Linked DNA regions of Homo sapiens: region 1 is linked to region 2. Evidence: chromatin contacts called from ENCODE Hi-C or POLR2A ChIA-PET data. All regions are on one chromosome and are shown on one strand. The core of a region is the stretch at or near the end of the contact, and the rest is flanking DNA. Distances in the headings are between cores, read along the strand shown.

Region 1 (7,335 bases), core at 4,379-6,878, 1.0 Mb after region 2:
AGGGGCCAGGGAAGACGGACAGGGAGGGCGCCTGCCTCCCACAGACCCCAACCAGCCTGCCCTCTTCAACCTTTCCCTGCTGTTTTCCCCAGGACTCCTTTTGCCCTCACACTCCAGTCTCTCTGTAGCACCCTGTTGCTCCCTCTTGGTGATCCAGCTCTTGAAAGCCTCTCCAGGCCTCCCGCTCTTTCGGAAGCCGTGCCTCTCCCCCTCTGCTTCCTTCATCTCCGAGTCTTTGTACCCCTGCGTCTCCGACTCGGCCTTTCATCTGCTCCCTCCACCTCGGCATCGCCTTGCCTCAGTCTCCCCCGACCCCTGTCTCGCCCCCTCTGCTTCCAGAAGCCTGCGCCTCTGTCTCTCCCACCGCCCGGTCTCCTGGTGTCCCCGGCGTCTCTCCCGTCGTTCCCGCCGCCTTGATCAGCCTGGGCTGTGGCGCTGGCATCGCTGGCCTGGGGACCGGGGTGTGGGCGATGGAAGGGGGTTCGAGAGGCGCAGGGGAGGGGCTTCCCCTCCTCCGCCCCTGGGCGCCTGGGGAGACTCGCGTGCCAGTCACCTGCCGGTCGGGGCGCCGACTTCGCGCCTACGCACTCCACGTGGGCGCCCCGGGGCGCGCCTTTGTCTCTCCCGAGCCTTGAAAGCTAATTACATTGGGAGGGGACAGGGGTGGGGTGGGAGAGGGGGCCGCTGTCCCCATTCACTGAGCCGAGGCCGCCACTCCGCCGGCAGCCCCGCGCAGGCCTGGCCCCGAGTCACGTCTGTTGAAACCGTTTTTTTCGGCCTCGCCCCCACCCGCCTTGGCAGCCAGCCGCGCCTTTGTACGCGCCGGCGGGGGCGCCCTGGAACCCTGAACCGTCTTACGGGGAACGGGGGTGGGGGGAGGGGAGCGGCGCGGGCCCCACGCGAGGAAGGAATTTCCTGGGCCACTGCGAAAGATTGAGGCTCAGAAAGCCAGAGAGAGACGTGCGAGGAGGAAGCGGAGAGGGTGTGCGAAGCTGGAGAGGGAGTCGGAGCGCCAGCGAAAGAGGGGAGCGCTGGGGAAGGAGGAAGAGAAGGAGAGGGGGAGAAGAGAGACGCGGATGCTGGGCGCGCGACGGCAGCGGGCGGAGGAGGGGAGCGGCCGGGAACCTGCGCGCAGGGGAAGCCAGGACGGAGCGCAGCACCGGCAGGGGAGGGTTGCCGAGGGGCTGTGCCGAGGAGCCCGGGTGGGGGCGGCTGGACCGCGGGCCGCGGGACTCACAGACAGTGCGAGGCGGCGCGGGGGCCCCTCTCCCTATGCGGGGCTGGGGCGCAGGGGCTGGGCGGGGCGGGTGGGCGTCTGAGCGCGGCGCGGGCGCATTCTTCGCCTTTTCTTCCTCGGGCTCATTCCGGCCGATCGATACCTGCGCGGGACCTGCCCCCGCCGCTAATATCTTTTTAATGAGTTCGCCAGGCTTAAAGCGAGCGCGATCTGCCCTCCAGGGTGGATTTTCCCCCGGCAGATGTTTCGGGAGGAGGAGGCGCGCGGAGCTCCCGGGAGGGGGGACAAATCTCTCCCTCCGAGGGGCGAGAACAGGAGACTTTCTTCTAAAGTTCAAAAGAAAGACGGGCTTTCACTCGGCCCCCAAAAATGTATTTCTCGGCGGACAATGGGCTTCTTTCTGCGCCTCTGAGGGCCGGCGGGGCGGGCAGGGCGGGGACCCGTGCGCTTTGGCCCCGCCTGACCGACTCGCACCCCCCTCCCCCGCACCCAGGCCCGGGCCCCAGAGCGAGGGCGCAGGAGCCGCGAAGCCGGCCGCCCTTCCGAGCGTCCCCCTGAAGCGCACTGTCGGGACCTGGCTCTCCCGGAGCTAAGCCCCGGCGCACCGGCGAGAACGAAAGCGTCGTGCGGGGCCCTGGGCTGTCCCACACGCCCCCGTTCTCATAGGTGCCTCAGCCGGGCCGAAGGGACGCGCGCTGGTGCCTCAAGGGGAGGACGAACGGACCTCCGGGCTTGGGCCGCGGCCTCCTTCCCCTCGGCGCTCCGCCCTGAGCGGGGCAACAACTAGAAATTAGCCAACCCCGGGCGGCTGCCGGGCCCTGAGACTGTCTTGCCCGCCCCGGCCCAGCCACCCCTCCGGGTCGCCCCTGCTCTTCTCCTCCACTTCCCCTTCAATGTCCCTCCGTGGGGCCGTCGGCCTGCCGCGGCGGCCCTCTCTCCACTCCCGTGGGCTCAGGGGAAGAGGGCACCCGGGCGGCGAGGATGACCTCCGAAGAGCCGCGGCAAATTGATTCGTTCCGCCCGGAGCCGGGGCCGCGTGAATGGGGGCCCGGGCGGCGGCGGCAGCGGAGAAGAGGATAAAGATGTTCTCCCTGAAAGGGGGAGGGGGCGCGGAGCGGGAAGCGGGGCCATTCACTCCTGGCCCGGCCCCTCGGGAAGCCGCGCCGAAGAAAGGGGGCCGAGGCCTATTCAAGTCCTACGAGCCGCCCACAATGGACCGATATACTGAGGGCCTCTCTATTAACGCCCATGAATATTAAAGAGATCGCCAAGTGGCGGCCAGCGGGCGAGGGGGGCGACGGAGCCTGAGAGCTCCGGCCCGGCCGAGGGGAGGGGGCTTTTGCGCGAGCACATTCCGCGCCTGGGCCCCGCGGAAAATGACAAAATAACACGGGTCATCCGCTGGGAAAGCCCGGAATGTTTCCCCTCGAAATCTCCTCCCGGGGAGATGTGAGCACAGGGTCTTGCTCCCTATTTCAATGCACCTTGAGACTGGGCGCTACCTACGGGCTCCTTTTTCCCCGGGCGGGGGTCCAGGTGGGTTTTGCCGCTAGACTAGAAGCACAAAATGTGAGCGCGGTGGAGATTTGGGCGCACCAGCTGGGAGGACGTTCTGCGCTCCGCTTCTGCCCGGCTCCCAGTACTGCTCTCCGGGCTTGCGGGTCCGGAGGAGAGGAATGGGACTCCCTGGCCGCAGTCCGAGCCCGTGGTCACTGCGCCAGCGGAATCCAAGCCTCTAACTCTAAGCCGGGGTTCAGGACCCAAACGCTGCACCCCAGCACGGAGGATGCACAGACCTGAGGGCTTCCCGCAGTGGGACGTGGCCCTGGAGAGGGCAAAATCCTCGGGGTTGTCGTGGGGTAAAGTGATCTTACCCAAAGAGAGACCAAGCAAAGAAACCTCAGTTCACAAAGTCCAACTCAAACCATTGCACAGACAGGGACACCGAGGCCCAGAGAGGAAAGGGGCAGTCCACAGGACACACAGCAGTCCTTATCCCCCTTTGGTGTCCTGGAGGAACTGAGGTCGCTTTCGGGGCTTGGGAGCTGCCGCAGCGCTTGGCTCCTGGCAGCGCTCCCCGACGTCGTCTCCCTCGCTCCTAGCACTTTGTCCTCTCCACCTAGGTCTTCCCAGAAGCCAAGAAGTAGGCCCCGGTGAGGCTCCCCTGCAGGAGCCATCGGACTCCATACGCCCCCTCAGACTCGAGCTCTGGCCAGGGAGCCGATGCGACCCACAAGCTGCGTCGAAAAATGAGTGGAGGGTTCGGCGACCCTAACCCACCTCCCTCCTCAGCAGCGCTGCCCTCTGCTGGCGCCCTGCCCAACGGTCCTGCCTTCTGCCAGGTGTGCCCTTCCTTGGGCTCCAGCCTCGGGCGGACCCGGACGCAGGGTCTGAAGGCCAGCTACCGCCGCCTTCCTCCCTTTGCGTCCCAACGGGGACGGGGGATGCCGGAGACTACTGGCAGGAACTGGGGACCAGGGGTCTGGAGTCTGGACGCCAGGTGTGAGACCCTCTTAGCCAAGGCGCGTCCGGGTGGTGGAGGGGCGTCTATGCCAACAGGCGTTTGGACAGGGTCTCGCTCATGGGAGGTCAGCTCGCTGTTCTTCCACCCAAGTCCTCCGCGCTGAGGAGAAGGTCTAGGGAGTCCACACAGTCCAGCGGAGACTAATCCGTGAGCCTGACCCACGCCGAGAGGGTCCAGGCACCTCTGTTAGCGGCATCTGAAATTGTAGGCTGGTGATGGGAGCCAGAAGTGCGGCAGGTGGGGTGAGCTCCCTCACCCAGCATGTCAGGGCCTGGGGTCCGAGGCTTGAGGCTGACACTGGGGAGCCGCGAAGCCTGCAGGAAGCGGGGCCTTCCGCTGGGCTCAGCAGCTACCTGCTTCGGGAGAGGGGATCGCTGGGCTCCGAGGTGCCTCGAAACCGCCGCAAAGCAAGTCTGCTCCTGGGATGATGGGCAGGAGGAATAGAGGAGAGGAAGGGAAAGAAGAGAGAGGCAGAGGAGAAAGAAAGAACTAGGAGGCAAGAAGGAAGGGGCGCCGCAACGCCACCGGCTTCCCGAGGTTGCAGCTCAGCAAGGAGCCGGAAAGCCGGGCCGCAAGCCGAACCCGCACTGAGGCCTCTCGCGGAGCTGCCTGCAGTTTCTGAGGGACTTCGCTCTCAGGCACGCCTGCTCCCACCTAGGAAGGGTCTCGGGACCCCTTTCAATCCCCCTATATCCCGTAGGAAATTCTTTTCCCAGAGACAGGCTGCCAGGGCGATTCCTGTCCGCCCATCTCGACCCCCGACCTGGCCCCGCAAGGGCCGGGAGCCTGGCCTTCCATGAAGCTGTCTCAGGCCGGGACCAGCCCCAGCCCCGACGGCCGCTGCGGCCCCGCCTCGGCAGCCCCGTGAGCCCGCGGAGGAGTTTCGCACCCGACCGTGCACAGCGACCGAGTTGGCGCGGCCCGTATGAAGCGAAGCGCCGGCTTCAGCAGCGCAGTCTGAGCAGGGGATCCGCGTGGCAACTAGGGCTGCGCGCGAGCTCGGGGCGACTGTGGCGGCCCGGGGAGTGCAGGGCCGGAGAGGGAAGAGGACGCGGGCTCTGGCCGGGGAGGGAGAGCGGTGCAGGGCTGGGCCGGCCAGCCGGGGCAGCAAAGTAAAGGTGAACGCCGGGCTGGGCCAGGCCGGTGAACATAGATCAGGCCTGAGGGGAGCGCGGGGCCCGAAGCCAGGCGTCCCCTCTTGTCTAGCCTGGTCCCTGGAGTCCTAGAGAGCCTCGCCGCACCCCCTCCCCTTCTCCGTCCCCTCCTCTCCTCAGAGCCGGCTGAGCCTCCCTCCCTGCCCTGCGCTTCCCACGGGGAGAGAAGGAAAAACAGGAGGGGGGAGGAAGGACCAGGAAGGGGAGAGAGGAGTGGAGGGGTACTGTTTGGAGCGGTCCGCGCGCCCCCGCCCCTCGCGCTCTCGCGACGAAGGCTCCTCGAGCCCAGCCGGGTACAACAAGTCTGTCCTCCGACGTCAGGGGGTCATTAATAACCAATTAGGAGGGTCACTGCGGCTCCTATAAAGGCGCTGAGATTTTGCCAAGGGGAAGACGGCCCCGGCCGAGTGTGCGAGAGGCTAGCGCGCGCCTGAGCCCCTTGCTGCCGCTTCCCTGCAACCACCCGCCTCTCACCCACCCTGCACCCCCCGCACCCGCCTCCGCCTCCACCCGCGTCTCTCCACCCTCCGCGCCGCCTTTGCCATCTCTACAGATTTCACCATCTCTCTTCCCCTCTCCCCCTCGTTCGCTTTCCTCCCAGTCGCCCCCTCACCTCCCGCTCCCTCCTGCGTCCTCCTCCTCTCCGTCCTCCCCCTGCTCTGGTTCCTTCTCCATCGCAGCGCTCTCCTCTCGCCCCTTGGGCTCCCCTCTCGCCCGCCCACCTCCCCCGTCGGCCCGGCCGTCCCCCGGCGCCGGGGAGCTCCGGGCCGCCCATGATGGGCTCCGTGCTCCCGGCTGAGGCCCTGGTGCTCAAGACCGGGCTGAAGGCGCCGGGACTGGCGCTGGCCGAGGTTATCACCTCCGACATCCTGCACAGCTTCCTGTACGGCCGCTGGCGCAACGTGCTCGGGGAGCAGCTCTTCGAGGACAAGAGCCACCACGCCAGCCCCAAGACAGCCTTCACCGCCGAGGTGCTGGCGCAGTCCTTCTCCGGCGGTGAGTCCAGCCGTCGGAGCCCGGCGCAATCCCTCCTCCCGGCGACCCCCATTCCCGTCCTGGCGATGCGCGAGACGCGGCTGGGATACCCGGCCTCGCTGCTACTCGCGCCAACCTGGGCTCTCCCGGCGCTCGGTGCACCTCAGTTTCCCCATGGGCCAAACCAGGACGCGAGCCACCAAGCAGCTCCGCAGCCCACCCGGCTCAAGGACCGACCCCGGCGACCCCGTCGCTCGGCCCCGACGCCCCCGCCGGCCCCTCCCTTCCCCTCCTGCGCTTGAGCTGGCGGGTTCCCGGCATTTACAGCCTTACTAGGCGTGTAATAGCAGTTGACTCAAAAAGAAGGGGTTTTAAATTCATTTAGTTAACTTGGGCTTGACCCACGAAAGTTCCCACTTAAACCAAGAACTTTAAAAGGCAGCCGGGGCTGGGGAGGGGGTGGAGGGAGGGCGGGCGGGGAGAAAAAGCCGCGGGGAGAGCGAGGGAGAGAAAGAGAGAGCGAGAAAAGTTTCTTTTCTTTAAGATGTCTCAAGTTCTTATTCCTCATTCATCAACCCGCAAACAATATCTTTCCCTGGCTCTGGCATCTCTGCGCGTCGCCCTCTTTTCCCCCTTTACGATTTCTGTTCCTCTCTTAATTTACCGTGAAGACTAATTCCACTTCCATTCACGCTATGTCAACCATCTAATCCCCCTTTTTTGTAAGGGGAATTCCTCGGCCCCTTTTAAACAAGTCCCCTCCGCATTGAGCTACAATTTACTGCTACAGCATTCTTCCAGGGCTAATGAATTTAGAATTAGCAATTTCTTTCGAATGGAGCCGAATGAATGCGATCACTTTAACAGCGTGACAAATTGCCCGCCGCGCCGCAATGGACACCGTTTAACCCCCCCCTTTCAGCCGGCCCGCTCGCCGGGTATTTTCCCAGGTAGCTTAGAGGGGAACCTTGTAAGACATGGAGGCCGCCCTTGTGCGCCTCGCCGCTTCCAGCCCTGCCGCAGATGCCCGACAGGGGAACCCTCGGGGAGCTGGGGGCCGCCGCGGCTCCTCCCCGCCCAGAGAGATGACATCGGGGTTTGTCTGAGCCCGGGCGCCGCCCTCCCTGGCACCCCAGGGCCTGGGAGCAGAGAGGGACTCGGGCGCGCCCGGGGTCACACAGCGAGCGCAGAGCCTGGCCAGCTGCTGCCGGTGCTTCTTTGGCACCTCCAACACCTGCCAGCCCGAGGTCTGTCCCCAGCGCTGATCACGGCCCGGCTCCTCTGCCAGTGCCCAGAGCCTGGACACACAGTGGGCTCCCGGAAGCCGACTAGGCGAAAGAGTCTCCGGTTGGCCTTCACCTCCTTGCAGGACCTGGCCTCAGTTTCCCTGTGCATAAAACCGCTCGCTGCCGTTGGCTCATTAATTCTTAAACTTATCCGGGGCA
Region 2 (7,215 bases), core at 4,113-6,612:
AGTCAGCAGCCCAGAGCAGGGTGGGAAGGTGCTGAGCGCCCCGGGGGTCTCGCCCTGCGTCTGGAGGGAGGCTGGGGCCTGGACTTTGGCCTGGGCCTCTCTCAGCCTCACTGCCCATCTGCACACGAAGGGGTGGGCCCAGGGTTCCCCTAAATTTCTTTCTACCCCAGAAGTCAAGGGTCCTACTGAGAGCCTAGCAGGCAAGGATTCTGCCCATGGCGATTCTTCCCATGGAGGAAGCCTTCCAAGAAAGGCTTCTTCACCTCGGCCTGTCTCGGGGGCAGATCCTCGCCTACTAAACTCGGGTCAGCCTGCCCCCGCTTCTCCCAAGCCCGGCGAGGAGATCCCAGCTCGGGCTCGCCTTCTCTAAACCTTGCTCATTCTGCCCAGTGGAGGCCGGGGAGGGCGCCCAGTAGGTCTGAGCCTGCCCCAGCTCTGGCTGGTAAATGGGCCCAGAGTCCTGATCCCAAAGATTCCCCCATCTCACCCTGGCTGGCACCCACTTGGCATCAGTCGCTGGCAGGCCAGCCCCAAGGTCAGAGCTCTGGGGTGGGGGCCGCTGGGGCCCCTCCAGCCACTGCAGTCTGACCCAGGGTGGGTTCAGGAGCACTCAGACCCCTTTGGAAGTGGCAAGGGCAGAGGCAGGGGGCCAGAGTCCTTTGTGCTCCCTGGGAAGCCCCCCACTCCACCCCCACTGGCCCAGCTTGGCAGCGCCGACGGCAGGAAGAATCCGGTCGGCCATCCGTCAGGGAGACGGAGTGAACCCGAACAAGGGCTGTTCGAGGAGGAGAGCTGGGGAAATTTGATCATTAAGAAACCCTCCTGGCTGTCTGGGGGAATTTAATTAAATTGCTGGAGAGGGCTGAGAGAGAGGGCCACATCTGGAACCAATATGTGGGCTTTGATTTTTTTTCCCCCTTCTCTTTCTCTCTCTCTCCCTCTTCCCATCTCACTGCTGTAAAAGGGAATGTAGTCGAGCCTTGGAGTATTGGTTCCTCTGGGACAGAATTCCAGGCAGATTGAGAGGGAGAGAGACAAGGCAGACAGAAACCAAAAAATGAAGACAGTGAAATCGTGATGGACACAGAGAGAGACAGAAAAACCGATCAAGAAGGACCGAGAGAGGCAGAGGCAGGAAGGAGGGGGAGGTGGGCCAGGCTGGGCTTTGGGATGTGGTTATGAAGGTGTAAGCGATGACAAGGGTTAAAGACCCATTTTACAGACAAACAAAGGAAGTCAAGTCCCAGAGAATTGCAGAAACCAACATACCAGGCCAAGCATCCCTTGGGTGGCCAGCATTGATCAAGCCCCTAAGTCGCTTGGTACATGCCTCGTGGGGTGAACCCTCCCGACACACCTAGGTCATAGATACTGTCATTATTCCTGTTTGCAGATGACAGGGGATGTGACTAGCCCAAGATGACAAGGTACAGGAGTGGCAGTGCCGGGATCTGGTCCTCAGTCTGTCTGGGTACTGTCTAGACATGCTGCATGGGTCACTTGGGTTGTGATGATGTCATTTGGCAGCTGTGGAGTTTGTGCTTGCTGGTGCCAAGCACTGGGCTAGGCTCTAGGGAGGCAGCAGTGTGGTTGTTGGGCCTGAAGCTCCCAGCAAGCCTGGGGCGTGCTAGGTGCCGAGTGCTAGCGGGAGCCAGGGCCAGGTGGCCTCGCCTGGGCAGTCAGTGGTGGTTGAAGTGGGCCCTCCACCTGGGCAGGAGTGAACTGAGAGAGGAGGTGGGGGCAGAGGCAATGGGGCCTCTCTCTCTGCCCCTCTGGAGGAGGAACCCTCCCGGCCCCAGGTCCCAGCACCGGGCTGGTCCAGGGTGGGTGTTCATGGCCTGGGAATGGCGGATGGTTTTCTCACCTTGACCCCCAAGGCCGAGCTATCTGACACTGGCCTGGTCCCCTCTTTCAGACAGTTTCCAGCATATGACATGAGCCATCTGTCCCCGGTCTCCAAGCTTACTGGTTCCTCCCAGGTTCCAGAGCGCCCAGGCCCACACGAGTCTCCCAAAGGCCTTTCAGCCATGCCTGCAGGCGGAGAACATGGCCTCTGGCCTGGGCAAGCAACCTCTGGGGTAACCCTCTCCCCTCTAAGACTCAACACCGGCTCCTAAAACCCAACTCCAGCCCCTTGCTACCTGCTTCAAAGCTGGCTTCAGCCCCTGCAGAGACTTCCCCCTAGAGGAGCCCTCGTCCCCAGACAGCCAGGGGCCCCTTCCCTACTCCCATCCTGCCAGGGTGACTGATGTCCAATCCTGCTTCTGCCGTGGCACCTGCATTCTCCTCCACTGCGTGAGTGGAACGGCCGACTTCAGTCTTCCTCTCTTGGCTGTGGCCCCAAGGGCAGAGGCCACTCTACCTGGTCCCCAGTGTCCAGCCCAGGGTGAGCAGAGGAAAGAGCTTGGTACATTTTTAGTAGAGATGAGGTCTTGCTGTGTTGCTCAGGCTGGTCTCCAACTCCTAAGCTCAAGCAATCCTCCTACCTCGGCCTCCCAAAGTACTGGGATTACAGGCGTGAGCCACCGTGCCCAGCCGAGCCCATTCTTGCAGGTGCAGCCGCATTCAGGAGATGTAGGGGGGCCAGGTCTACAGATGGCCAGGCACCTATGGATGTCCCATAACCTTGGTGCATACAGAGTTTAAAAATATAACTTGAGGCCGGGCGTGGTGGCTCATGCCTGTAATCCCAGCACTTTGGGGGGCTGAGGCAGGCAGATCACCTGAGGTCAGGAGTTCGAGACCAGCCTGGCCAACATGGTGAAACCCTGTCTCTACTACAACAACAAAAATTAGCGGGTCATGGTGGTGCGCACCTGTAGTCCCAGCTATTCGGGAGGCTGAGGCAAGAGAATCACTTGAACCCGGGAGGCAGAGGTTGCAGTGAGCCAAGATCATGCCACTGCACTCCAGACTGGGCGACAGAGTGAGATTCTGTCTCAAAAAATATATATAGGCCGGGCGTGGTGGCGGATGCCTGTAGTCCCAGCTACTCCGGAGGCTGAGGCAGGAGAATGGCGTGAACCCGGGAGGTGGAGCCTGCAGTGAGCCGAGATCGCGCCACTGCACTCCAGCCTGGGCCACAGAGTGAGATTCTGTCTCAAAAAAAAAAAAAAAAAAAAAATATATATATATATATATGTAAATATATATACTTATATATTTTTATATAAAATTTATATATATAATTTTTATATAAAATAGAAATTTATATATTTTATATATATATATATATAAAACTTGAGCTCTTGGGCATGCAGGGGAAAGTGAGGCACAGTGATACCAAAAATGCTACTGTGAGTTGCAGCCCCCGGGAGCAGGTAAAGCCAGGTGCTCTGAGGATCCTTTGCACGTGCTAGGTCTCCTGCCTGGCCACATCTAGACCTGGCCCTCCTACACCTACTGAATGCAGCTCCACCTGCAAGAGTGGGCTCAGCTGGGCACGGTGGCTCACACCTGTAATCCCAGCACTTTGGGAGGCTGAGATGGGAGAATTGCTTGAGCTTAGGAGTTGGAGACCAGCCTGAGCAACACAGCAAGACCTCATCTCTACTAAAAATAAAAAATAAAAAAATTAGCCAGGTGTGGTGGTGTGTGTCTGTAGTCCCAGCCACTAGGGAGGCTGCGGTGGGAGGATCGCTTGAGCCCGGGAGATTGAGGTTGCAGTGAGCTGTGATTGCACCGCTGCACTCCAGTCTGGGTAACTGAGTGAGACCCTGTCTCAAAAAAAAAAAAAAAAAAAAGAAAAGAAAGAAAAGAAAAGGAAAAACAGGCCGAATGCAGTGGCTGACGCCTGTAATTCCAGCACTTTGGGAGGCCAAGGTGGACGGCTCACCTGATGTCGGGAGTTCGAGACCAACCTGGCCAACATGGTGAAACCCCGTCTCTACTAAAAATACAAAAATTAGTTGGGCATGGTGGTGCATGTCTGTAATCCCAGCTACTTGGGAGGCTGAAGCACAAGAATCACTTGAACCTGGGAGGTGGAGGTTGCAGTGAGCCAAGATTGTGCCACTGCATTTTAGTCTGGGTGACAGAGTGAGACTCTGTCTCAAAAAACAAACAAACAAACAAAAACAGTGGGCTGAATGCCTCTTCCTCAGGGAAGCCCTCCCTGATACCCCTCTCTCCCCCTCCCTTATGGTCCCTGATCTTCTTGCTCCTACATTCGCTATCAATATTGGCTCAGTGACTTCCCTGCATTTCTGGGCCATCTGATCACAGCTTTATCCCCAGTGCCCCTCCCCAGTCCCGGATGGTGGCCGCTGCTGTTTAGTGGACCCCAGGCTTGTTGTCAAGACACGAAGGTTTGAGGAAACTGGGGGCTGGCTCAGTGAGTGGGCTGGTGAGAGGCAGAGCTGGGACTCGAACTCAGATCTGTGTGGGGCGGAGTCACTGGCATCACCACTGGGCGCTATTTCCTCCTGGGGCAAAGGAGGGAGGCCTCCAGGAATCTGAGGATTCAGGGCTGAGCAGCGGGAGGCAGGTGGGGTGTGGGTGGGAGGGTGGAGGACCCGAGGCCAGGATCCGAGGCCAAATTTGCTGTACTGAGATCTGGGTGATTTGATGGGGCAGGGTATGGTGGGGCATAAAATACGGCTACCTGCACTGAACTCCCCGGGAGGGAGAGGGAGAGGGAAGACCAGTGGCCGGGAGAGCAAGCCAGACTGCAGGGCCATTCACACGTCCCGCTAATCTGAAACAAACCAACGGGGAGGCTCAGGGTCCCGCTTGGAGGCCCTGACAGGGTGATGATATACAGATTTTTAAATAAATGTATCTCATTAGGGACGCGTTGTCTGGTGAGAGAAAAATGATGTCCTTCCCTGCCCTGCCTCCTATTTCCAAAAAGAAAAAAAAAAATCCAATGCTACAGCTAAAAAGGAAATTGCATTAATACAGATTGTTTTATTTAAAAAACCTTGACCTCGACTTCAAAAAAAGTCATTAGACATTCTCTTTCTCAAAGGCTGCCGGAGTGATTACGGGGAGGCCTGCTCCTTTCTCAATGACTTACTGTTCCTGCACTGCTCAGGGAAATGTGTGAGGGATCGGGGAGTAATTTAAGGCTGCCTGCAGAAAGGTGTGTAAATCTTTGCACGTTTAAAGAAACTTTACCAGACCACTAACTCAGAGGAAAAGAAAACTGGAAGAGTCCGCACCCCCTCCTCCTTTTTTCCGTTTCTTTCCTTTGGAACTCTGATCTCTTTGATCGTAAACATGATCATATTTCACTCCCAAAATATCAGCAATCAGCGGACTAAGGAAGTGGGAGCCCACGGGGAGTTTCGCCGCCGATTAGGCCCTTGGTTTAATTATTTAACGCCTGCCTGGATCGTGCAGGCTGTGAATACACCCTCCTGGCGCGGGTTCAAGAGTAAGTTATAAATAATAATAACTATTATATCCCCAATTAAGCCCGTGAGCTGAGAGCCTGGTCCCAATCCTCAGCCCCGCCTGGTCGTCAGCCACTGTGCTCCCCATCCTCACATGCCCCCCCACGCTGTGTGCAGTGGACAGCCTCACACAGCTCCACCGCACCGCAGGGGAATCGCAGCAAGATGTAGGGCCCGGGGAGGGAGGAAGGCAGGCCCTGAGGGCTCCAGAAGGCTCTGGGAAGTCTCAGGGCCCCCCAGGCCTCAGCCTGTGCCCCTCGCCTCAGGCATCCTTCCCACGACTCCCAGGGAAGGAACGACAGGGGAGAGTGGGGAAAGTTTGCCAGGAGACAATTTGGAGAGCAGTAGTGGGAGTTGGGTCCCAGATTCGCGGTTAGTCCTTTCTTCTCCGAGCCTCAGTTTCCCCATTTGTAACTGAAGGGAGTTCTCCAGCAAGGGTCATCCTGGGAGCTGTGTCTGTCCCAGAAACCCAAAGCCCACAGTTTGGAAGACGTCTTTGTTGGAAGAGTGGTCAAGCCTGTCCGAGTTCAGTCTGCAGTAACCAGGCTGCCACAGCTGGACCGTAGCATCTCCTCAAGAGGCCCACTGGGGTTCACGGCCCGGTGCACACCCGGGATGCCTCAGTGTATAGTAGGTGCTCAATAAATCATGGTGGTGTGAATCATTCAGGATTGTTTCCCATTGGGCTCCCTGTGAAGCCTGCAGTCCCTGAGGGGTGGCAAGGGGGTTGCCTGGCCTACAGCCCTGCTCTCCTGGAGCCCTGCGCCAAGTAGGCACCCAAAAGTAGCTTGTCATTTGTTTCCACACCCAGATCTGGGCCTGTCCTTGCTCTGCTGGGTCCTCAGGATTCCAACCTACCTAACAGCCCCCACAGGATTGGCCAAAGTACAGTCCACCACCCTGGTGCCGGTCATTTCCTGCCAGGTGGGCAGTGGAGACCCTGACCACCAGCATTCCACCAGATGCTCACTCTTGGGCTCGCCGTGTAGGGAGCCCTGCTATGTGCCAGCTGCCCCCGCCTCCTGTAGCAGTTTCTCCTGTGTAAGGCTTTGGGGACTTCATGGTGAAAAGGACACACAAAGTCTTTGGACTCTCATCTACAGCGTCAAGAGGGCACAGCAAACAGCTTACAGTGAGGAAGCTGAGGCTCAGAGAGGGAAGTGAGTTGCCTAAAGTCACACGCAAGCCCACAGTGGGACCGGCCTTGAACCCAGCAGGATCTTCCCACTTAGGACAGGTTCTCTCTCTATGTTGGCTTTCTCGAAGCCTTTCTTCCCATCCATAGGTGATGTTCACTGAATATTTTCAACATATGGGCTCCTGCTAGGCTTTTTATTATACATGGATCTTTTCATTTGATTCTCAGAACCCTAGCAGGGAGGTGCTATTATTACCTATGGCTTCACAAGGATGGAAACTGAAACCCAGAGAGGTGAAGTGACCCAATCAATGTCCGGCAGCTGGAGAGTGTCGAATGTGGGGCCAGCACCTATAAAAGATTTAAAACAAAAACAGGAAAACAAAGAACCATGTGGGAGGAGAAGAAAAGGGGGGCTAATACACTGACTTGCCACCTGGACAGATAGAGCTACTGTGATTACATCATAACACTAGCTCTGGGTTTCCTGGTAGCCAAGGCAAAAAGGGGAATACAGCAGGTTGCCCAGGTTTCATTATTTGTTTTTTTGTTTGTTTGTTTGTTGTTTTTTTAAAGGAGAGACTATAATTCTTCAAGGAAAAAAAGATAACTTCCTGGCCCTTAATTCTCATGGAACAACTTGGCGTGATGATTGAGAGGCTGACAAACTTACTGGGACAC

The links. A loop is a pair of places that touch in the nucleus more often than their neighbours do. ChIA-PET counts read pairs that join two places held with the same protein, here RNA polymerase II (POLR2A).
Region 1: a map of breast epithelium shows a loop between it and region 2 (18-fold over the local background). The contact joins the promoter of PRDM12 here to the enhancer-like site in region 2. A Hi-C loop is called at or near these places in 1 of 168 maps with a recorded cell type or tissue (breast epithelium). POLR2A ChIA-PET finds 5 or more read pairs at or near these places in 1 of 52 experiments (activated T-cell).

What each region holds. Positions count from the first base shown.
Region 1 is chr9:130,658,966-130,666,300 of GRCh38, forward strand. It overlaps PRDM12 (PR/SET domain 12), which reads left to right and starts at 5,629. Exons shown (of 5, transcript NM_021619.3): 1 at 5,629-5,911. The coding sequence starts at 5,689. RefSeq lists enhancers at 4,071-4,912, 6,203-6,876.
Region 2 is chr9:129,649,334-129,656,548 of GRCh38, forward strand. No RefSeq gene overlaps it. Among named protein-coding and RNA genes, the nearest start is that of ASB6, 11 kb to the left of the region's middle. Within about 2 kb of position 5,363, at least 2 of the 41 ENCODE cell types and tissues checked have a DNase peak (open chromatin) inside an H3K27ac peak, as active enhancers do.